Linked DNA regions of Mus musculus: all the other regions are linked to region 2. The links are chromatin loops, found by intact Hi-C in ENCODE. Cell type or tissue: left cerebral cortex. All regions are shown on one strand. Each heading gives the region's core, and the rest is flanking DNA. Links, peaks and the distances in the headings are about the cores only.

The links. Peaks named below come from ENCODE experiments on the same cell type or tissue, not always from the same donor. Only the 100,000 strongest peaks of a DNase experiment are listed, where the experiment ranks them.
Region 1: a loop joins it to region 2, with 4 times the contacts of the local background. A loop is called at or near these places in 12 of 42 quality-filtered maps.
Region 3: a loop joins it to region 2, with 6 times the contacts of the local background. A loop is called at or near these places in 25 of 42 quality-filtered maps.

Annotation. Positions count from the first base shown.
Region 1 is chr11:84,989,897-84,997,818 of GRCm38, forward strand. Usp32 (ubiquitin specific peptidase 32) reads right to left here. Exons shown (of 34, transcript NM_001029934.1): 30 at 4,490-4,681; 31 at 2,557-2,845. Among named protein-coding and RNA genes, the nearest start is that of Car4, 36 kb to the left of the region's middle. In left cerebral cortex, for the core only: a CTCF peak has its summit at 3,313 (motif pointing left); a DNase peak (open chromatin) is centred at 3,995.
Region 2 is chr11:84,915,055-84,922,976 of GRCm38, forward strand. It overlaps Znhit3 (zinc finger, HIT type 3), which reads right to left and starts at 1,312. Exons shown (of 5, transcript NM_001005223.3): 1 at 1,202-1,312; 2 at 1,045-1,076. The coding sequence starts at 1,287. In left cerebral cortex, for the core only: CTCF peaks have their summits at 3,575 (motif pointing right) and 4,506 (motif pointing left); DNase peaks (open chromatin) are centred at 3,579 and 4,465.
Region 3 is chr11:84,975,017-84,982,938 of GRCm38, forward strand. No RefSeq gene overlaps it. Among named protein-coding and RNA genes, the nearest start is that of Car4, 21 kb to the left of the region's middle. In left cerebral cortex, for the core only: a CTCF peak has its summit at 3,319 (motif pointing left); a DNase peak (open chromatin) is centred at 3,306.

The DNA.
Region 1 (7,922 bases), core at 2,301-4,800, 75 kb after region 2:
ACTCTGGGTTCAAGGATAGCCTGGGTTACACAGTGAGTTCCAGGCCAACTTGTACCACTACAGCAAAATCCTATTTCAAAAAGCAAAAAAAACAAAACAAAGAAAAACAAATTACCAAGGACCCTTAGAATCCATATACAATTTACTTGTAATGATTTCTCATGTTAGAGATGAAAACTGAGGTCAAGACCTGGTGGCACACGCCTGTAACTCCAGCTACTCAAGAAAGAGGATTTAAATTCAAGGTCAGTCTAGACAATGTTAAGCTGGATTCCGTTCAGGATACTTAGTGAAGTACTATCTCAAAAATAAAAATAAAAAACGCCTGGAGAAGTATTCAAGTGGTAAAGCACTTGTCTAGCATGTATGAAATCCTGGGTTCAATACCTAGCAAAATGAAGCAAGAGGGAAAAAAAACCCAAACAAACCAAACAAAAACCACCAAACCATATAAAAACTGAGGAATTAAAACTACACAATACTCAAACATCTTTTCCTTAGATTAAGATTAAAAGATTAAAAGGAGCAGGGCAGTGGTGGTGCACTTCTTTAATCCCAGCACTCAGGAGGCAGAGGCAGGCAGATCTCTTCGAGTTAAGGAAGCCTTGTCTATAGAGTGAGTTTCAGGACAGCCAGGACTACACAGAGAAACCCTGTCTCAAAAAACCCAAAAGGAAAAAAAAAAAATGAAAAGGGTACTTATTCCACTGTATATTTTTGAGAGAATGAAAATAAAGTTCACATACAGGGTTGGAGCTATAGTTAGCAAGAGATGGTAAAAAGAATCATACACGCTTAGTCTTCATCTGTGGGCCCCACAAGATCCAGAAAAGTATAAATCAGACTTAATAAAAAAATAAAAATCTCAGCCAGGCATGGTGGCGCATGCCTTTAATCCCAGCACTTGGGAGGCGGAGGTAGGCAGATTTCTGAGTTTGAGGCCAGCCTGTTCTAAAGAGTGAGTCCCAGGACAGCCAGGGCTACACAGAGAAATCCTGTCTCGAAAAATCCAAAAAAATAAAAATCTCAATTGTGCCAGCTAGTGGTGGTATACATCTATAATCCCAGCTCTCAGGAGGCAGAGGCAGGTGAATCTCTTGAGTTCGAGGTCAGTCTGACCCACAGAGTTCCAGGAGAGCCAGAACTACACAGAGAAACCCAGTCTTGAAAACTAAAACCAAACAAGCTAACAACAGAAATAAAACTGTATTTGTACTAAAACACAGACTTCTTTTGTATGATTTTATAAATAAGCTATTAACATAACACAGCAATTTACTTATGCATATACATAAAAAATCACATATGTATATGTAACTATACATATAAGTATACATACGTGTGCATATATTTACATTTATTTATTAATTTATTTATTAATTTATTTATTTATGAGTCAGGGTTTCTCTGGCTGTCCTGGAACTGGCTTTGTAGACCAGGCTGGCCTCGAACTCAGAAATCCGATTGCCTTTGCCTCCCGAGTGCTGGGATTAAAGGTGTGTGCCACCAGGCCCGGCTTCTTATCTATATTTTTAAAGATAGAATGTATGTAGACCAGCTGGCTTGAAATGTAAAATTTTGGGCTGGAGAGATGGCTCAGCTGTTAAGAACACTGACTGCTCTTCCAAAGGTCCTGAGTTCAAATCCCAGCACCACATGGTGGCTCACAACTATCTGTAATGGGATTCAATGTCTTCTTCTGGAGTGTCTGAGAACAGCTACAGTGTACTTACATATAATAAATAAATACATTTAAAAAAAACAAAGAAATGTAAAATTTCTGGGTGGTTGGAGAGATGGCTCAGCGGATAAGAGCACTGACTGCTCTTCCAGAGGTCCAGAGTTCAATTCCCAGCAACCACATGGTGGATTACAACCATCTGTAATGGGGTCTGATGCCCTCTTCTGGTGTGTCTGAAGACATTGACGATGTACTCATATACATAAAATAAATAAATCTTTAAAACAAACAACAACAAAAAAACCTTGACATTTCCCTGTCTTAGTTTTCCAAGAGTTGGGGTTATAGGTGTGTATTATATCCCACCTGTATCTTGTATTGAGTATTATAAAAGAAATAGAGATGATTTAAAATGTGCAGAGGCTATATGAGCAGGTTATATGTAAATAACACAATACTTTACTTAAGGTACTTGAATATCCATGGTTTTTGGTATTTGTGATGGTTAATCATTGTCATCTTGGATCTGAGTAGGTTTAGAATCACCAGGAGACACACCTCTTGAGTGTGCTTCAGAGTGCTTCCAGGAAGATTTAATTAAGAACAAAGACCCACCATGGGTTTTATCATCTTGTAGGCTGGAATCCTGAACTTAAAGCAAAAAAATGGGAAAAGAAACTGGCTGCACACCAGCACTGATGTTTCTCTGGTTTGTGACTTAAAGCGCCACTACTCCTGGTATTTCAAATCCTCTCGCTGTAACTTGGTATTTTCTTCATTTTATGAATGACCAACGAGAATCTAGATTTAAGGAGGCTGTTGTCTTGTGCTCAAAGTAACAATGCTGAAATAGAGATGGAAGCCCTTCCCCTTACCTTTTGGGCTACTGGTGACATTTGCACTGAGTGAAGATGGGCTCTTGCTCAGGAGCACATCCTCCTCCCCTGCTGAGCTCTGGATATCCACTTTCTTCACATCTCCTGCTGGGATCCTTAGCTCAGAGAAGTCATCCCCCTGGGGTGTGAGTGGTTTATGCTGGCAAAGAGTTGGGTCTCTTGGTACTAAAAAAGCACTAGGGTCAAAACTTTCACGAGGAAATTTAACAATTTTCTGTGATTTTATCCACCGTCCATTTACAAACTGAAATCGTTTAAGGTGAATAATCTGAAGAAGAAAAGGTAGGAACATTCAAGGGTTCTGAAGAACATGTAACATTCGTGCATTGTTAACAATCTCAATTATATTTTTTAAATAAATGATATTATTCCTTGATTATGTCATTGTTATATGTATATATGCAATTGGCAAAGACATCAAGCCTGACATTGAAAAATCAAATTTAGCTGCTTATTAATCATACCTTATATTTAAAAAATTCCCACTTCCTCATCTACTGGGTTCCTAGGTCTGCCCATGCCTATATCTTCCTTTCTTTCAGTTTTCATTTCTGGAGCTAGCCAAATGAATGTCATCAATTTCTTGTATATTCATTCTTGAGAAGCTATTATGTTCACAGTATACTAGGAGTGCTGGTGCTGGAGAAATAGCTCAGAGATTGTTCCCAGTGCCCATGTGGTAGTTAACAACCCTCTATAAACCCATTTTCAGAGTATTCAGTGCCCTCTTCTGGTCTCTGGGGGCACTTCGTGCACATGATGTATTTGGTGCATGGATATGCAGGCAAAAACATCCACACATATAAAATAAAAATAAATAGAAAACTTCCTAATACTGGAACAGATTGTGGTAGTGCCCACCTTTAATCCCAGAACTAGGGAGGCAGAAGCAGTGGATCTCTTAGTTTGAGGCCAGCCTGATCTATATATAGCAAGTTTCAGGCCAACCAGCACTACATAGTAAGATTCTGTCTGTAGAGGAATTTTAATCCAGCAACATGGCTACTCTGGCAAAGGATCAAATCAAAAGACCTTTTAGGTCTGTGTAATCAAGCTGTAATGACACATCTTTAATCGACCTGTTTGGAATACAGACATACCCTTAATTGAAAATAGTGAAAGTAAAGTTAGTTTGGAGAAAGAAGCACACATATTTGAAAGTGATGTCTAATTGATGATGAATATGATGAATCAAAAAAGATTAACAGAATAGGATATGCTCAACTCTTAAAGAGAGAGAAAAGGGAAGCTACTTAAGAGCTAGTAGTGCAGAGAGGGAAGTAGAAGCAGTTTTACCAGGACCATTGTACAGAGACAGGATGAAGAGAGATGAGCCAGAGAATGAAAATGAGCCAGAAAAGCTGAGGTTTTCTGCAATTCAGGAGAGACTCAGAGTGAGAAGCCTGATTAAATCAGCTTGGAAAGGAGTTTGAGCCAGAACAGCTGAGTTGAATCAGCCAGCCAGAGCTCAGAACTCGGAAGGGGTGAGCTTATTCAGCAGTAAGTCTCAGAGGCTGAAAACATTCTAGGCCTAGATAAGACTGCACAAAGGCTAGAAGCTTCCAGGACTAGGCTTAGGTTAGCAGACAAGCAAGCCTCAGAGAAAGCAATTACTTTAGGCAACTTTTATAACCCCAACCTTACTTTCTTTATTTTTGGAATCAGGGCCTTACTTTGTCTAGGTTAGGTTGGAACTCACTATGTAGCCTAGGCTTGCTTTAAGTTTTTGGTGATCCTCCTGTCTCAGCCTCTCACATTCTGGGATTAAAGGCATGTGCCACCATACCCAGGTAGAAAAGTTTCTAAACACAGTTATAGGAAATACCTTATCTTCAAAAGTAGCCCTGAAATCCTGCTAATGACTCCTCTAACTCACACTAGATTCTTCTCATAGACAGGGCTATTAACATACCAGGATTGGAGGAAGCCTCCAGAGGTCCAGTTTCTTGGTTGCCAAACAGTGTGTTTTACATTTGGAGCAGTAGTACATCTCATTTTCCCCCAGTTCCTCCTCACTGGTGAAGGCACGGAGACAGCTGTCCAGGTTGATGGGCTCAGCTTGTGCTCGCCGACTCTGTTCCACACTTTCATGCTCCTCTACAACCTATTAGAGGGGGAAACAGGATACACAGAGTTGTGCTGAGGGCATTTAAAATGAACACCTAGCCATACAACATCTTCTTAGTCACAAACTCATATATGGTCTACATGTGGTGGTGAAGTACAATCCAAACTAGTCTTTGAGCAATGCAACACACACACACACACACACACACACCACACCACACCCTATCAATAATACCTGGATTAAATGACTATTTATACAGCTAGATTTTTTCTTTTGAGACAGGGTCTCATGTAGTTCAGGCTGGTCCAGAATTCACTAAGATAACTTTGAACTTCTGATCCTCAGTTTGTTTGTGTAGCAATTTCCCCAGAACTGAAATAGTCTCCCTGTGAAACTAAAGAGATGATTCAGCCATTAAGAGTACTGGCGAGATGGCTCAGAGGGTAAAAGCACTGACTGCTCTTCCGAAGGTCCTTAGTTCAAATCCTAGCAACCACATGTTGGCTCACAACTACTTATAATGAGATCTGAGGGAGGCCCTCTTCTGGTGCGTCTGAAGACAGTTACAGTGTATTTATGTATATTTATGTATAATAATAAATAAATCTTTGGGCTGGAGCAAGTGGGGACTGAGCGAGCGGGGTTGACCAGAGTGAGCAGAGGTCCTAAAATTCAATTCCCAACAACCACATGAAGGCTCACAACCATCTGTACAGATACAGTGTACTCATAGACATGAAATAAATAAATCTTGAGAGAGAGAGAGAGAGAAAGAGAGAGAGAGAGAGAGAGAAAAGAAAACTGGCTGCTCTTTCTGAGGAACTGGGTTTAATTTCCAGTACCCACATGATGTATAACAACTAGCTGAAGTTCTAAGTCCAAGGGGATCTGATGCCCTTTTCTGGCCTCTGCAAGCATAGCACATGTACATAATATATTCCCTCCAAGATGTGGTCGCAGAAGGCTTATGAGATTCAGGTTGTTAAACTTCACATAAAGCTGAAACCTGCCAAGATCTTCAAAGTGCCCCTGCCCCAGCTGTATACAACCCACAAACAATTGCCTGAGAAGACTGACCAGCCAAAATGCTAAGAGATTTTTTTTTTGACCTACCCAGCTTGGGCAGAAGTCAGAAGAGAGCAGATCCTGTAGAGCCACCAGGTGGGTACTGGGAATTGAACCAGGGTCCTCTGGAAGAGAGTAGTGCTCTTAACTACTTTCTAGCTCTGATAGAGCTGCATAATTCAGTACCTGTTTCTCTCACCCATACTTCTGTTAGTAACTCCAATAAAAATTCAGTGGTTCACCATGTTGGACTTTGGAGTAATTCTTACTTTTGTCTGTAGTGGGTTCTTTTTCTGGGGTGAGTAGGTGAGCGTGCATGCTGTATAACCCTGGGAAAACAGGTGTGTGCCACCACACATGACTTTATGCTGTGATGGGAAGTGAATCCAGGGTTCTATGAGCTCTAGAGAAGCACTCTATCAAATAAGCTACCTCTCCAGTCTCTTAAAAATTGTTCTAAATCCTTAAAATGAGAAAACAAACCCAAAACAAAACAAAACAACAACAACAACAAAAGTAACAGTTAAAAATGCCTGCTTACTTCACAATTTTGAAATCCTTAGGACAGTTTAAATGTGAACTAGCCTTCAAGAAAATAGTAGTAAAAGCAAGCATATTTTAGGCAGAAAGAAGTCTTAGAATACTGCATATGTAACAGTTAGGGAAATAATGCAGAATAGTGAAGCCAGATATGGATGAAATAAAAAAACAAAAGATCCAGAAGGGGCTAGAGAGATGGCATAGAGATTAAGATCATTGCCTGTTCTTCCAGAGGACCTGGTTTCAATTCCCAGCACCCACATGGCAGCTTATACCTGTCTGTAACTCCAGTTCAAGGGACTCTGACATCCTCACACAGACATACATGCAAGTAAAACACCAATGTACATAAAAAACAAACAAAACCCTCGACTCTTCTTCGACTGCTTGCACTTACTTGTCAGTACATCCGCTGGAACTTACTTTTACAGAATACCAGCTGAAACAACTAGCCTCGTGGGACTGAGCAACTACTAGATTCTTGGACTTCCCATCTACAGCTGCCCACTGTTGGGTTAGTTGGACTACAAACTACCTGGCAAGCTTGTATGAGACTAAATATGTGTGATATACAATGGATAGTTTCCGAAGACTGTGGGCACAAACTCTGCAGCCAGTCTCTCAACACCCAGAGGAAGCTCCACATGCAGGCACTCTAACATGCCCAGGATCCCAGGATCCCAGGAGCTTGGTCACACCAGGATCTCAGGGTCCCAGGAGTCACATAACCAGGATCACAGGAAGGACAGGCTCCAGTCAGATATAGCGAGGGCAGATAGCACTAGAGATAACCAGATGGCGAGAGGCGAGCATAAGAACATAATCAACAGAAACCATCAGAACCCAATTCTCCCACCATAGCAAGCCCTGGATACCATCACACCAGAAAAGCAAGATTTGGATCTAAAATCACTTATCATGATGGTGATAGAGGACTTTAATAACTCCCTTAAAGAAATACAGGAGAACACAGGTAAACAGCTAGAAGCCCTTAAAGAGAAACCACAAAAATCCCTTAAAGAAGTACAGGAAAACACAATCAAACAGGCAAAGGAAATGAGCAAAAACATCCAAGATCTAAAAATGGAAATAGAAACAATAAAGAAATCACAAAGGGAGACAATCCCAGAGACAAAAATCCTAGGAAAGAGATCAGGAGTCATAGATGCAAGCACTGCCAACAGAATACAAGATATAGAAGAGAAATTCTCAGGGACAGAGGACAATATAGAAAACATTGACACAACAGTCAAAGAAAATACAAAAGACAAAAAGCTCCTAAGCCAAAACATCCAGGAAATCCAGGACACAATGAGAAGACCAAACCTAAAGATAATAGGTATAGAAGAGAGTGAAGATTCCCAACTTAAAGGACCAGTAAATATCTTCAACAAAATTGAAGAAAACTTCCCTACCCTAAAGAAAGAGATGCCCATGAACATACAAGAAAGAATCCTACAGAACTCCAAATAGACTGGACCAGAAAAGAAATTCTTCCCGTCACATAATAATCAAAACACCAAATGCATAAAACAAAGAAAGAATATTAAAAGCAGTAAGGGAAAAAGGTCAAGTAACATAAAAAGGCAGACCTATCAGAATTACATCAGACTTCTCACCAGAGACTATGAAAGCTAGAAGATCCTGGCAGATGTCATATAGACCCTAAGAG
Region 2 (7,922 bases), core at 2,388-4,887:
AATCCTAGCATTTGAGGATGACAAAGCATGATCATGATAGATAGGCCAGCCTGAACTACATAAAAAAAAAAAAAAAAGAGCCAGTCTCAGCTGGGCCGTGGTGGCTTGTGCCTTTAATCCCAGCATTAGGAAACTAAGGCATGGGGATTGTGAGTCTGGGAGGAGTATAGAATATATAGTTCAGCCAGGCGTGGTGGTGTACGCCTTTAATCCCAGCACTCGCGAGGCAGAGGCAGGCAGATCTCTGAGTTCGAGGCCAGCCTGGTCTACAAAGTGAGTTCCAGGACAGCCAGGGCTACACAGAGAAACCCTGTCTCGAAAAACAAACAAAAACAAAAACAAAACAAAAAAAGGAATATATAGTGAATCTGAGATACTCTTTCTCAGCACAAAATAAAACAGCACTTGGGAGGCAAGAGGCAGGCAGATCGCTATGAATTTGAAGCCAGCCCGGTCTACAGAGCGAGTTCGAAGGCAGCCAGAAACCCTTTATTGAAAAGCAAACAAAGAAAGAAGGAAAATGAAAGAAGAAAAAGAACCAGCCGGGCGTGGTGGCTCACGCCTTTAATCCCAGCACTCGGGAGGCAGAGGCAGGCGGATTTCTGAGTTCGAGGCCAGCCTGGTCTACAGAGTGAGTCCCAGGACAGCCAGAGCTACATAGAGAAACCCTGCCTCGGAAAAAAAAAAAAAGAGGAGGAGGAGGAGAACCTGTCTCAAAATACCACACACAGAAAAAGAAAATTTCTCCTATTGTAAATAATAAACAACCATATTTTAAAGACAACCATTGCTGGCTAATTGACCTCAGCCAAGGCAGTTTCTGCGATAGTGAGGGGCTACACTAGAATGTCAAGATGAATAAATAGCTAAGACTTTTCCCAAGAAAGCAGCTGACTTGCTTTGGATTATTTGAGACAGGGTCTCAGTCTGTAGTCAGGCTGGCTTTGAACTGGCGGGAATCCTCCCGCTTCGGGTTCCTGGGGGCATGGGGCCTGTACGGTACAAAGAAGGAGCAAGGGCTGCGACGGTGTCCCGGGGTCTTACCTTTGTGCTTCTGAAAACAGGGGACCGAACAGCTGTAATGAGACAGACAGGCTCAGGTCAGCACGATCAGCACGAGCGGCCGCAGCACGTACCCCTTGCCCGCAGCCGCCGCCCGCAGCCCGGCCTCCCTCCGAACCCACTACCCGCTCTGGCTCACTAGGGCACGCGGCAAGTCGGGCAACGGTATTTCGGCTTCTCCAAACAGACCACACAGACCGCAGTCCTACAATTCAGCGACGCCATGACTTCCCAGAAGACACCCGCGCTCACTCTTTTACCTAAACAAGGGCCAATCACAGCGCTCCGCACTCATTGGCAGTCAGAAGCAATGGATTGATCCTGTTCTCTATTCTAGGCCTCACCTGTAGAGTGTCGATACAGTAGATGTGCATTTAGAGCTGCTGCGTCAAGGATTTTTTTCCTCTGATTAGATCAGGCCACGGAACTCAGGATTTTTCTGCCTCTGCATCCCTGACACTGACATCACAAGTGTGCACCACCATGCCTAATCAAAGACATTAAAAAAAAAAAAAAACTGTATACGTGTGCGCCTGTGCCGGGGTAAATGATGTCCCTGCCCCAAGAGAGACCAGAAAAAGATATCAGATCCAATGGAGCTAGAGATAGGCGGGTTTGAACTTCCTACTGTGAATGTTAAGACTCAAACTCTGTAACAGCATCTAGCGGTCCTTACTGCTAAGCCACTTCTCCCAGCCCAAAAGACATTTGAGGCTGAGCTGCTGACAAATGCTTGTTGAACCCCGACTGTGAGTTCTACAATGTCCAGACACTGGGGATGATTGGAAGACGGTCTCTTCCCTAGGAGCACAAGGCTTGAAGTGAAAACAGAATGGGGAAAGGACTAAGGAAGAGACTGGAATTTTAGTGTCAAGCCGTGCATTTGCACGACTCTGAAAATGAGCCTGTAGGTTTTCTTGTGCTTCATGCCACTACAAGCCATGGTGGAGTTGACTGACTGCAGAGCAGATCAGTGGCTAGGCTAAAGGAATCCAGGCTAATGAGTCAGAATAGATGGGCTATGACTAACCTTGAAGGCTACTATAGACTTTAGTTATAGACAAAATCGTGGAGTCAGTTGTGTTAAGGTCTGAGACCCTGTTGCAGGGTGTGTCACCAGGCCCTACTTGGAATCCTGTTTTCTTTAAGAAACTTGCTCCTCTCTGAAGCTCTGAATTTGGTCTAACCTAAACTCCAGCTTCCAGGACCTTAAATCATGTTCCTCTCCCAAATGCCTCCTCCTCATCTATGTGGCCCATTCAGGCTCTAGGGTCCTTTGTTGATTTGTTTGTTTGTTTTTGTTTTTGTTTTTGTTTTTAAGACAGGGTTTCTTTGTGTAACCCTGGCTGTCCTGGAACTCATGCTGTATACCAGGCTGAGCTTGAACTCACAGAGCCGGCCTGCCTCTGTTTCCACCAGCCCTGCTCTAGGGTCCCTGTTAATAAGTGTGCGCATGAGCATCTGTGCCTGCTGAGATGGAGCTGCTGCAAACTAGGCAGTGCCTGGAGCCCTGACTCCCACTCTTTGAGTGTCTTAGAGGGCTTGGTTGCTACCTGAGCCCTTTTATCAATTAAAGTGGATGTCCAGACCTAAATTCTTGAGCTATTGAAAGACAAATGGAAATCATACATATATATTTTTTAACCTGTAGCTGGCAAAAGGGTTATTTCCATGATACTCGGAAGGAGTCTAATCTCCTGGATCTCTGCTACTGACAATTTGGTCTGACTCGGTAGAAAGGATGGGAAATGAGTAAGAGTCCTTCTTTAGTATCATGGGACCGCTGGAAGGCTCTCCAGGCCCAAAACACTGTCCTTCCGCTAAATCAGAAGGCCCCTTTGGCTCTCTCTTTGCTCCCGTCAGCCCGTCAAGAGCTTGCTTAGAATCCAATACAAATTCACACTGACCCAATAACCCTTTTCGTTCCTAGTCTTCAACAGAGATGTGACCTTTGGTTTCCAGAAGGTCCAAATTAAAATGGGACAACCAGAGAAGGCCAACAACTCATCCATGATCACATTTGAATCTGTGTCCTGTGTGGCAAGGGTATAAACTGTCACAGACCACCCGGATTTGTATTGTGTGTTTGTATGTAATGGCTGAAACCGAGAATCTCTCCTACACACACTTCCTGTGGTGGAGATGCTGCTCCCTCTATTCTGGAGGTCCCTAGCTTCAGGGATCACTGTCAGACTTTCTTCAATGTCCAGGACAGGAAAGGAAGTGTGAGGGGGACCAGGTGGGGGAATACCGAGGACACTGTGAATCCAGACTCGTTATCCAGTTGACCACACTTGAGGTTCCAATGGGAGCATCCTGGCTTTCTATGAACTCCAGTTAAACCCATCTTAGATGCCGCGTACTCCTCCGCAAGAGCCTGAAGAGCAGTGAAAATCCTTGGAAAGAAGCGAGACAGCAAAGAAAGGTTTCAGAACTCAGGTACCTAGCTACTGGCAGTCAGGCGCCTGTGAGCCTCCAGAGACTCTCGCAGTGTTGCATGCCAGCAACAGGCACCGCCAGAGGGCGCTGCAGGCCGCCGTTGGATCGGTGTAGCGACTACTCTTAGAGCCCAGCACACACCCCACTTTATGCTGTAGATTAAGCTGCTGGCAGCTTAGAAAAAAAAGCTAGAGTAGTAACTAAACCGTGAAGCGATGAAAAGAGAGTCTCCTGGGAAAAAGCAGGACAGTCGCCAACCTCGGGCTCTAAATGCTAAAGGCTCTCCAGGGCCAGCTCTCAGTGCCTCTTAGCTAGGAGCTCATGTAAACTCCAGGATAGTGGCAGTCCACCTGGAAGCTGACCACCTATGTTAGCCTAATGAGAATCTAGCTGTGCTCTGGGAACTTTGGGGTTACTAGCCTAGAGCAGAGTTTCTCAACCTGTGGACTCGTGACCCTTTCACAGGAGTTTCCTAAGACCATCAGAAAACAGAGATTGACCTTACAATTCATAACAAAATTACAGTTATGAAGTAGCAACTGAAATAATGTTATGGTTGGGGGTCAGCACAACATGAAGAACAGTATTAAAGGGTCCCAGACTTAGGAAGGTTGAGAACCACTGAATCAGAATATTTATCTGTTCTTGGGGTGGGAGGGACAGAGGAAAGGAATGTAGGTTCGTTGGCTAAACATGCAGGAAGTTTTGGGTTCAAGCCTCGGCAATGCAGAAGTCTAACATGGTGAGCATGGCTGTAATCCCAGAATGGGAGGTGGAGGGAGGAGGATGGAGAATTCAAGGCTCCATGGAAAGTTTGCCTGGGATACTGAAGACTCCATCTCAGGGTACACTCTCCTCACATGTAGCACCTATGCTCTTACTAGAGGCCTGGGGTTAATAAGGCTTGGAGACCTGTGGGATGGCTCAGCGGTTAAGAGCATTGGCACATGGTGGCTCATGACCATCTATAAAGAGACCTGGCGCCCTCTTCTGGCCTTCAGGTGTATATGCAGACAGTCCTCATTTACATAAATAAATTAACTTTAAAAAATATATAGGACTGTGCTTTGCCCCATTCCAGGTCCATTCTGCTACTCTAAAATATCCATCCCGTGCAAGCACTGAATGACACTGGAAAACAGGTACCATTGGGCCCCGGGAGACTATTTCCACGATCTCACCTGTTCACATTCATTTCCATCCCACACGGGAAAGCGTAGGCTCCAGAAATGGCTCAGCAGGTACAGGTGCCAAGCCTGAAGATCCCTCCCGGTAAGAGAGAACTGACTCTGGTCAGTTACTATCCCCTGACTCCTCCATGTGTGCCTCCCCTCCACACACAATAATCAAACAGACAACTGTGAGCTTGCTGAGGGGAGTCTCGAACTTCTGATCCTCCTGCCCCAACATCCTGAATGCTGGGATCACAGGCACATACTACCACATCAAGGTTGTGTATTGCAAGCAGCCCCAACGTTCCTGAAAATTCACAGCAAAAGGGATGGACCATTGTACTCTGAGAAATTTCCAGAGTAGGTTTAGGCCGGTCCTGTCTGCCCTTGCTTAAAGCTCCGGGATTCTGTTTGGCAACTTTTTACAGAACCTAATTCACTGACTCATCCATGGGACTGGAAACTACCATGGGAATGGGTCAGAGGGAACCTGGTAAAATTCAGGTTGCAATCACAAGGGCGGGTGGAAACACAGTGTACAAACTCTAATCGTCAAGCAACCATCATTTCCTTTTCCGTTCCTCTGCAAAGTAGTTGATAGATTGAGGGTTTCTCTGCAGCGGCCACTAGGAGCATTTAATTTGCTGTCCAAACTAGGTCTCTTGTTTTTGGAGGGCTAAGAACCAAACTCCAGCTGTGTTAGTGCTCGGCTGATACGCTGACCCTGTGATAAAGCTATCAGACATGCTGGCCAGTCCTCTGACCTCCTCCTCCTGAGCACCCAGCTTCCCAGTCAAACACTCCTGCTTGTGCCTGGCTCTTCCTTTCCTACCCTCCGTTCATCTTCCTGGAATTCTCTATTTCCTCATTGGGGCAGTACATTTCTGACCCTCCCGTAACTCCCAGTAAATGTTTCCCTTCTTCGGAGAAATGTTTCCTGTCAGGCAACAGTAAGCACACATATTCTTTATTCCACATGCTTGCTAATCCACATTGCTCTGAATTTTATAGTAATTTGCATCTGCCCCCTACTAGCTAAACCCGGTCCCTTTATACACCCAATGTCCCTGGTATTCATCTCAGCTGAGATTTGTAAGCAAGGGCTTTGATACTTTTTTAGGGAAGACAGCTTTTATTCCTGTTAACTCTGGATTTGTTTGTTTGTTTGTTTGTTTGTTTGTTCTTCCTTACAGTCTTGCTATATGCTCTTGAACTCATGGTCTTCTGTGTCCTGGGAATTTCAGCCCAGCCAGAATTACAGAGAGAGCCTGTCTCCAACAAAACCCTGTCTCCAAGTGCTGAGATGAAGTATATGCCACCACATCCAGCTTTGAAATGAATGCTAATACCGCTTAACCCATTTATAGTTCATTTGGTAACAGTGCGATTTTGCAAGTACTCTATGGGCTGAGGTAGTTTACAAAAATAGCCATGAATTTCTGTGGAAATGAGACAGCTCATAAAAATGAGCAGGATTTCGTGGAAACAGACAGCTTTCCGCTGGATCCCAGCAGTGATTGCTCATAGATGGGAGTGAGCATCAAGCTGTAGGAAGCTCAATGACTTAAGAAATATAGTGAGGTCCGGCAGTGGTGGCACACGCCTTTAATCTCAGCACTTGGGAGGCAGAAGCAGGCGGATTTCTGAGTTCGAGGCCAGCCTGGTCTACAGAGTGAGTTCCAGGACAGCCAGGGCTATACAGAGAAACCCTGTCTTGAAAAATCAAAAAAAAAAAAAAGAAAGAAAGAAAAAGAAAGAGAGAGAGAGAGAGAGAGAGAGAGAGAGAGAGAGAGAGAGAGAGAAGGAAAGGAAAAGAAAAGAAAAGAAAAGAAAAGAAAAGAAAAGAAAAGAAAAGAAAAGAAGGAAATGTAGTGAGTGGGGCTGGAGATGTGGCCTAGTGGTTAAGAGCATTGGCTGCTCTTGCAGAGGACCTGAGTTCAGTTCCCAGCACCCACACGGCAGCTCACAATCATCTGTAACTCCAGTTCCAAAAAATCTGATATCCTCTTCTGACTTCCCTGAGCATCAGGCATGTGCATACATACATGCATGTAATAGCCATGCAAGCAAAACACTCATACACATAAAAAATAAATAAACAAAACCCTTTTGAAGTAAAAATATATGTAGTGAGGGGAAACCCTACCTTGAAGCCCTTTCCACTGGGTCTCAGGTCGTTTGTCTCGCTTTCCCTCGGTGCACCTGCAGTTTTACCAGGTGTAATGTCTCATGCCTTTAATTCAAGTACTGAGGATACAGCGTCTGTGCAAATACTGCTGTTTGTCCACTGTCACCAACTCTGCCTGCGGCAGAATCTCTCACTAAACCTGGCCACCAAGCCCCAGGGGTCCTCCTGCCCTCACCTCCAGCATTCCGATCACAGGCACGTGCCACCATGCCTCCCCACCCTTACTCCTCCAAACCCATGAGCAGACATATTGATCCCAATGACATTCTCTATAAAATGACCTGGGGCCTTGGTGACAAAAGCCAAAAAATTCTGGTACTCAGGAGTTTGAGACAAGAAGACATGAATTTGAGGTCAGCTCAGAGTACAGGGTTCTAGGTAATGCTTGGCTGAACATTGTCCAGTAAAAAACCAGCATGACAAAAGCCTAGACAGAACAACTATGATTCTCACTAACTTGGTACCTTTCTAACTTTCTCCCCTGGTAAGGGGTTGTCATGCACGTGAAAGATTGCACTCTGACCATTCAATGAGCGGCTGAATTCTGGAACTTTGGCAGTTTTTACAAAGTAGTAGGTAGGGCTGAATCCCCGTGCCAGGCTGCTACTGGATTGGCATGGGATGTCCGTATGCCCTCCCGTGCACATCTGACATGCTGTGCTGTTTCTGGACCAAAATGTTCCCATTATCTCTTCTAAGAGTGCCCCAGGAATGTCAGTGGGATCAGAGGTCAGCTTAGCTGCCTCATGGGTCTGCTCCACACGCTTGCTCATCTCACGGGTCACCATGACAGCCCAGATGAGTCCTTGTCAGTGTGTGCACAAGACTCCAGCAGGAATGGAGTCCCTCAAATGCTGCTCCAAAGTCGAGTCCACCTGGCCCACTGGGACCACGCCTTACATTTTATGTCAACGCTAGGGACTTGTATGGAGTCTATACAGAAAGAAAATTCAGTGCAAACAACTGAACGCCTTTTGTTACCGACGTTATTTATCAGTTCTGAATGCAATTAAATGTTCATCCCCAGCTACAATGGCAGACAGACACTACAATTACAGATA
Region 3 (7,922 bases), core at 2,301-4,800, 60 kb after region 2:
GGTTCACATGTGAGGCAGTAACATTAAAGGCATGGCAGAAACAGTCTGTCTCTGTGTTTAGGAGTGGGGCTACTGGGGTTAAGCAGGTATTGCTTGCTGTGCTAGCCTGACGACCCAAGTTCGATCCCCAGAACCTACATAAAGGCCTGATATGGTGGCATACATCTGTAATCCCAGTGCTCCTACAGTGAACTCAGAAGAGAAAGAATAGTATTCTGTAGGAGCAGACACACCAAGAGAGATCCTGCCTCAACAAGACAGCAGAGAGCTGACCCCTGAAACTCTATCCCCGTGCTGTGTATTCCCTCCCTCACCTACTAATAAGTTAATCAATTAAATAAGAAGTAGGACATTGGTGGGACCAGAAAGATAGTTCAGCTAGTAAAGGGATCACCATGTAGGAGGATCTGAATTCAGTCCCAGCACCCACATAAGATTGGCAGCCATGGTGATGTGTTTTTGTAATTCCACTGCTGGGAGGCAGAGACAAGAGGATCTCTGAGGGCTCACTAGCCAACCATTCTAGCCTAATTGGTGAGCTCTGGGCCAGTGGTCTCTACATAGATACATGCATGTTTATGTGCAGCCACATGCACCCTCCCAAGTTAGACAACACATTGTAAAAAGTTGGGGCTTTTGAAAGGTGATTAGTGGGAGCTGGAGAGATGGAGAGATGGCTCAGTGGTTAAGAGCATTCGGGCTGGTGAAATGGCTCAGTGGGTAAGAGCACCCGACTGCTCTTCTGACGGTCCAGAGTTCAAATCCCAGCAACCACATGGTGGCTCACAACCATCCGTAACAAGATCTGCCTCCCTCTTCTGGTGTGTCTGAAGACAGCTACAGTGTACTTATATATAATAAATAAATCTTTAAAAAAAAAAAAAGAGCATTCGCTGCTCTTCTGAAGGTCCTGAGTTCAAACTCCAGCAACCACATGGTGGCTCACAACCATCTGTAATGAGATCTGGTGCCCTCTTCTGGGGTGTAATAAATAAATAAATCTTTAAAAAAAAAAAAGAAAGAAAGAAAAGAAAGGTGATTAGGAGTAGATAAGGTTATCAGGGTGAAATCTCCCCATAACTAAATAATGAGAGATTTATAAGAGAAAAGAGAAACCAAAACCAGACCCCCCCCCATACACAGACTCAGTACCAATTCTGCCATCCCTTTAATCTATGTATGTCTATGTAATCTATGTATGTCTATGTAATCTATGTATGTCTATGTAATCTATGTATATCTATGTAATTTATGTATGTCTAGAACCAATAGTGTAAATAAACCTCTGCTTTTTAAAGCAGTTTGACTCAGGCATTTCATTACAGTAGCAAGAATCAGAAAGATACTCACAAAACAGTGATTTCATTAAGACAGTAACATGTGGGGACAGCAGCTTTGCCTTTGGGAACACTGCAATGAAGTAGGAGGTGCCCAGTCTGTGAGGTGTTGAGGGGCCAGTAATAGTGTTTTTAGTTAGGGAGCACCCTGAAGATGAAGCAGGCATGCGCAGTAGACACTACATGGCAACGGATAGAACTACTTTCAGAGTGTGTTTGAGGAGCTGGAGAGTTGGCTCAGTGGTTAAGAGCACTTGTTCTTGCAAAGGACCTAGGTTTAATTTGCAGCACCCATGTGGAGGCTCACCACCTCCTTGGGTTCCAGGTACATATGTGGTGCAGATGTGTACATGCAGGTGAAGCACTCATATACATAAAATAATAAAATTAAATATTAGAAAAAGAGTGTGTATGAGATATGTCCTGGGGGCTGCCTTCAGTGATTAGAGGGGGGTGGGAGTTTGCAGAAGGTATGGGTAGGATTCACGGTAGCGGGGATAACATCTGCAGCAGAGAGGGAGTATGACAGCAGATGCCAATGTTTGGAGTTTGGTGAGAATAGATGAGCCCAGGACCAATGCAAACGAACTGTGGATGAGATGTCTCAAGACTCTGCAGGCACAGAGCCTGTGCTGTCCTTCCAGATGGGTGCTAAGGATACTAGTCAGGCAGTGCAGCAGGCTGATTTTTAACATTTCTTCCCAAGTCACACAAGGAGTTTAGAGTTTTCTTCAAATTGATACTGGCTGGGCTGGAGAGATGGCTCAGTGGGTAAAAGCACCCGACTGCTCTTCCAAAGGTCCAGAGTTCAAATCCCAGTAACCACATGGTGGCTCACAACCATCTGTAATGAGATCTGACTCCTTTTTCTGGAGTGTCTGAAGACAGCTACAGTGTATTTACATATAATAAATATTAATATTAAAAAAAATTGATACTGGCTACTTCCCTAGACACCAAATTAGTCCTGATTGGTCATTTTCTGCTTTAAATAATAATAATAATAATTTATATTTTATGTGTGTGACTGTTTTATTAGCATGTATGAACACCATGTGTGCCAAGTGTAGTGGCACATGTGCTTGAGAGGCAAAGGGAAGCAGATCTATGTGAGTTTGAAGCCATTCTGGTCTACAGAGTAAGTTTCAGGAGAGCCATAGCTATACAGTGAAACCCTGCATGGTAGTGTGTGGTATCAGTGCTAGCCTTTTGCACACCTGATAGTGTCTTATCAGAGATTTACAGCAGTCTAAGAGGCAGCATGGGGAAGACAGGGGTTTGAGTGAACCTTAAAGGATATCAGAGTGCCTATCAAAGCGTTCCCACTGGCCCCATGCCAGCCAGGCTACCTGATGATGCTTAACCCACTGAGGACAATAGCTTCTCCTTCCTTTCCTTCCTGGCCCTCCCTGAGAAGGGAGGGAGAACAATTGAGTTGGACCCCTTGTCCCCAGAGGTTGATCCCCAGCAGCCTGGGCTTTAACACAAATACCATATGTCCATCCGGCTATCACGGCAGGCCAGCACACACCAGGCTAACTCCCCAACTGCCTGCAGATTTTTGATGCTAACTGCTGAGTTCCATAGGAAGAGCCAGAAGTGCCTCTTCTGTATGGTATTGAGCCCAATTTTAGCTTTCTCTTCTTTCCTTTTTTAAAAAAATTTTTTTTTTAAGAAGATAGGGTCTCACTTTGTAAAGTAGGCTTGCCTCAAAGAGACAGAGATCTATCTGTCTCTGCCTCCCAAGTACTGGGATTAAAGACCGGTGCTTTACCATACCTGGTGCTTCCCTTTCCCTGGTGATGATGCTAGAAATGGTAGACCTCCATCCAAAACTGACACCTCTCAGGGGACAAAGCAGATAGATGAGCACTGGCTGCTCTTACAGAGGACCTGGATGTCCTTCCTAGGAGAGGACTGACATGGTGATTCACAACCGTGTGCAACTCCAGTTCCAGGGTTGCCCTCTTCTGGCCTCTTTGAGCACTGCATGTATGCTCATACATCTGTATATATGTACATACATACATACAAACAGACAGACATACATTTGGTGAATCTGAAGAGCCCCAATAGTCACACTTTATTTTCTCTCAGCCTTTTTTTACTTTCTTAAAAATTCTTTATAAAAATCACCTCACAGATACAATGTTACAGAGAGTTACTGAAGGGTATCAATAGTAAGTTCAAAGCAATGTTTCATTTTCATTATAAGTTCAAAGCAAGTTTCACATGGCCTTGCTTTATCACAGTGCACACCTGTGGCCTCATCCTTGGACCTGACCTAGAATGAATGTTTTTCCTTGATCACAAATCTGTCCCAAGCCTATTTCTCTTAGTGCATTTATGAAAGCTCACTGTATTCCTTATTGTTAGGCCTTTACTTACTATTCTATGAGGTGGGGGCACATTATAATCTTTTTGTTGTTGTTTTATTTTGTTTTTCGAGACAGGGTTTCTCTGTGTAGCTCTGGCTGTCCTGGAACTCACTCTGTAGACCAGGCTGGCCTTGAACTCAGAAATCCACCTGCCTCTGCTTCCCAAGTGCTGGGATTAAAGGCGTGCGCCACCACGCCGGCTTCATCCTATTCTTGATTCTAACTGTACTACATCTTTCTGGCAGAACAACTAAAACCATCTCCTTAAACTTTCTTCCTAAAATTATTTGAATCAAATTAGGAATTCTATTAAGTCATTAATTCATCTAAACAGCATTAATTCATCAAAGTTCATCTTCATGTTGATCTGCAGGAAATTTACCCAATGGGGTGGACTGATGCCCAGGAATCATCAGGCTGTGTAACAGTGACAGGAAAGGCATATCAGCAGTGAGAGCAATCCTGGGGCAAAGTCTCTGGGGCTGTGCCTCTCCAGGGTGCGTCCATCACAGCCATGCCAAATGGTGGGCCATCTCCAGGAAACTCACGTGCTTGCCTTTCCTAGATGACTTCTGTCACAGGTGCTCCAGAATGCAGCTGGGAACAAGTGACTTTTACCCTAGCCAGAGTCCTTTTCTTTTCCTGGTCCCATCTCCCCCTCTACTCCCCTCTTTCTTCTTCTATCTACTTCCTGAGGTCCCTGGGCCACCTCAGGCAAGGAACAAACCTAAGATGTTAAGTGTCCCTCAGGAGCCACTGCAGACTTCCTGGATCTGAGGCCTTGTCATCTTCCAGGAACTGGGGGAGGCTTTGCTATTAGGATAGCCACTTCCTCTCCTGATGCTGCAATGCTGTATTTGCACAAGTGCAACTGACTTGTTCATTGTGTTATCACTGTACTGTGAAGTAGTCAAGGGCTTAGTGACCTTGTCAAAGAGGAAGCTACAGAAACTCATTGTAGGTCGACCATTTTCCCAGGAATGGGGTACAAAGCAGCAACTGGGTTTGATTCCATTCTGTCTCCTCCTCGAATCTTGGTTTGCATCCAGCTCAGAAACACTCTACCAGTGGGACACCAACATCTTGGGCAGGTGATTTAACCACACCTAGTCTCCAATTCATCCATAAAAAGGGATGAAGTTCACCCCTCACAGAGCTATGCATGTTGAGAGTTGTTCAGTAACCAGTGGAACACACATAGCATACGCAAACAGATCTTCTAAATAGGGCCTGGGGATGTAGTTTAGTGGGTAGAGTGCTTGCCTAGCATGCACGGAAGCCCTGAACCTTAGCACTGTACAATCCAGACATGGTGGTGTCTGCTTGGAATCCCAGCATTCTGAAGGTGGAACAGAACCAGGAGTTCAAGGCAATCCTTGGTTACATAGTTAGTTTGAATCTACCCTGGGATAAAAGTGATTTTATTTCAAAACAAAACAACGAAAACAACAAAAATAGAACAAAAACATCATTTGAGATTTAAGTGGCTTTCCAACTTTTCTTCCCATCTTAGTTGAGTTCTTTGTTGTGATAAAATGCTGACTAATTCAACGTGGGGGAAGAAAGGGCTGAGAGTGTATTTCAGCGTACACTTTACAGTCTATCGTCAAGAGAAGCCAGGGAAGGAACTCAAGCATAGCATAGATCATGCTTACTGGTTTGCTTTCTAAGACTCATACGTTTTGCTTTTTTTTCCTCACAAGACAGGGTTTCTCTGTGTAGCCCTGGCTGTCCTGGAACTCACTCTGTAGACCAGGCTGGCCTCGAACTCAGAAATCTGCCTGCCTCTGCCTCCCAAGTGCTGGGATTAAAGGTGTGCACCATCACTGCCCAGCACATTTTGATAATAACCCAGGACCATTTTCTCAAGAGTTGGCACTGCTCACAGTGGATTGGGTCCTTCTGCATTAACCAACCATTAGACATGCCTACAGGCCAGTCTGCTGGTGGCATATTCTCAATTGGGTCATCCTTTCCCCCAGATGTTTTTAGCTAGTGTTAAATGGACAAAAAACTAAGTAGCACACTTCCACCCAGGTCTAGGCTCAGGACTACCTTCAAGGCCCAAAGTTTGTTCTTTTAAAAAATGAGATGATGTTGATTTGTAATTCCAAGCTGCAGCGAGCTATGCAAACAAGGAGTGGCAGCAGGGACTTTCTCCAGCTGGCACAGTTTAAGGACACAGGTCGTGGGCTGGTTATTTACAGGTGCCCTGTCCCTAGGACAGCTGCCAGGCAGCAGGCTGCTCCAGGCACTACCTGCATCTCCACAGTAAGAGCTTTATCTGGCCTTAAGCAACAACATTGTGCTGGTTGCTAAGGATTCTGCATTGTCTCATTCAGGGATGGTTTCTCCCTGGTTGTTCTTCCTCTCTTGCCCACAACTGGAAAAGCAAAATGGCCTCTGCAAAGCCCACTGAGCCACCGAGGTGTTTCCTAGGCCTTGCTTTAGAGCTTCATAAGTCTCTTGCAGGAAGCCACTCCAACGCTGGGAGCTAGCACCTCAAAGGTTGCTGCAGTCCTGCACCCTGGGTTTCTTGCACACTTAGGGGGTGAAAGGTGCTTTAATGAATGACATTTGATCCCATGTTCAGGCAGTACCTACTTTCCACTCGGACATCAACCTGAGCAATCCCATCCTGAGCTTGCCTTAGCAATTATTATGTAGAAGAAAGGATCCAGTTCTGATGCTGTCATACTTACTCCCATCAACGTCATAATTACTCCCAAGGGGACCTGAAGTGCAGAGGGAAGTGACCTGTCCATAAGAGCATGGCCAGGAGTTCCACACCTCTGCTTTTCACAGCAATCCAGCACTGAACCTGGGGCTTCAGCAGCCTCTGAGGACAAGTATGTACCCTACTCCATTCCTTATCTCCAACAAGAAGTCTCTCCTTGCTTAATTTGCAATTTTAAGAGCTGGCACTCCCTATAGAGCCCAGGCTGTCACAGAACTTGCTATATATAGCCCAGGTTAGCCTCAATTTTGCTGGGATTACTGGCTATCCCGCCTGCCTTTTTAAGATTTACTTATTTATATATGTGACTACACTGTAGCTATCTTCAGACACACCAGAAGAGGACATTGGATCTCATTACAGATGGTTGTGAGCCACCATGTGGTTGCTGGGAACTGAACTCAGGACCTCTGGAAGACTCAGTGCTCTTAACTGCTGAACCATCTCTCTAGCCCATTGGTTTCCTTGCTTTTAATTTCTAAATGGAATTATTTTACATTAGTCTGGATTTCTGATATTTTTTTTCGAGACAGGGTTTCTCTGTATAGCCCTGGCTGTCCTGGAACTCACTTTGTAGACCAGGCTGGCCTTGAACTCAGAAATCTGCCTGCCTCTGCCTCCCAAGTGCTGGGATTAAAGGCGTGCACCACCACCGCCCGGCTAATTTCTTATTTTTTTTTTTTAAACCCACGTTCTTCTAAAACAATCAGGTGGCGTTACCCCCCCCCCCCAATAATTTTAGGTTCTATTGCTTCTCACCTCAACCATGGCCAGACCCGTTCCTCATCTGCTGACCTGATTTCTACAGGTCTGAATTTGTCTCCTGTACATCCTCCATTTGCTGGAGGCAAATGGACCTAAGGATGGCTTCTTTTAGTTGATTTGCCCTGGTCAGGTCTCTGACTACAGAGGAATGGCATTTCTGACTTTATGGTATAAACGTTAAGGAACCCACTGGTACATTATCAGGTAACACTGAGATCACTGTTTCTCAAGCTCTGCATCCTGGCTCATTCCAGGGGGCTCCTATACTCAACCTTTAAAAGTAGCTGGGCAGTGGTGAGATGGGGAGTGGGTAGAGACTGGCAAGTGGTTCAGTAAAAACCCTTGCCACCAAGCTTTAATTAAGTTCGATCCCCCTTGGACCCACAGGGCCAAAGGAAAAAAACAAATCTTGCAAACTCTACTCTGATTTTCACATGTGTACATCCTGGCCCAATAATAAATTACGTAATGTTTAAAAAGTAGTCAGAAACAACATGACAAGTCAACTACTTGCTCCAATTCAAGGAGGCTGCAAGGAAGAAAAAAAAATTAAGTAATACCACCAAGTGGTGGAGAGAGTCCTTGGAGCCAGAGGCCCTCTAAATGAGGATGCTCAGAAGGAACCAGAGCTTGCTGCACTCACTGGTTCCTCAAGGCCTTTAAAGCTGGGAATGCAGACTGGTACTTGAAAAGCTGTGCTCATTT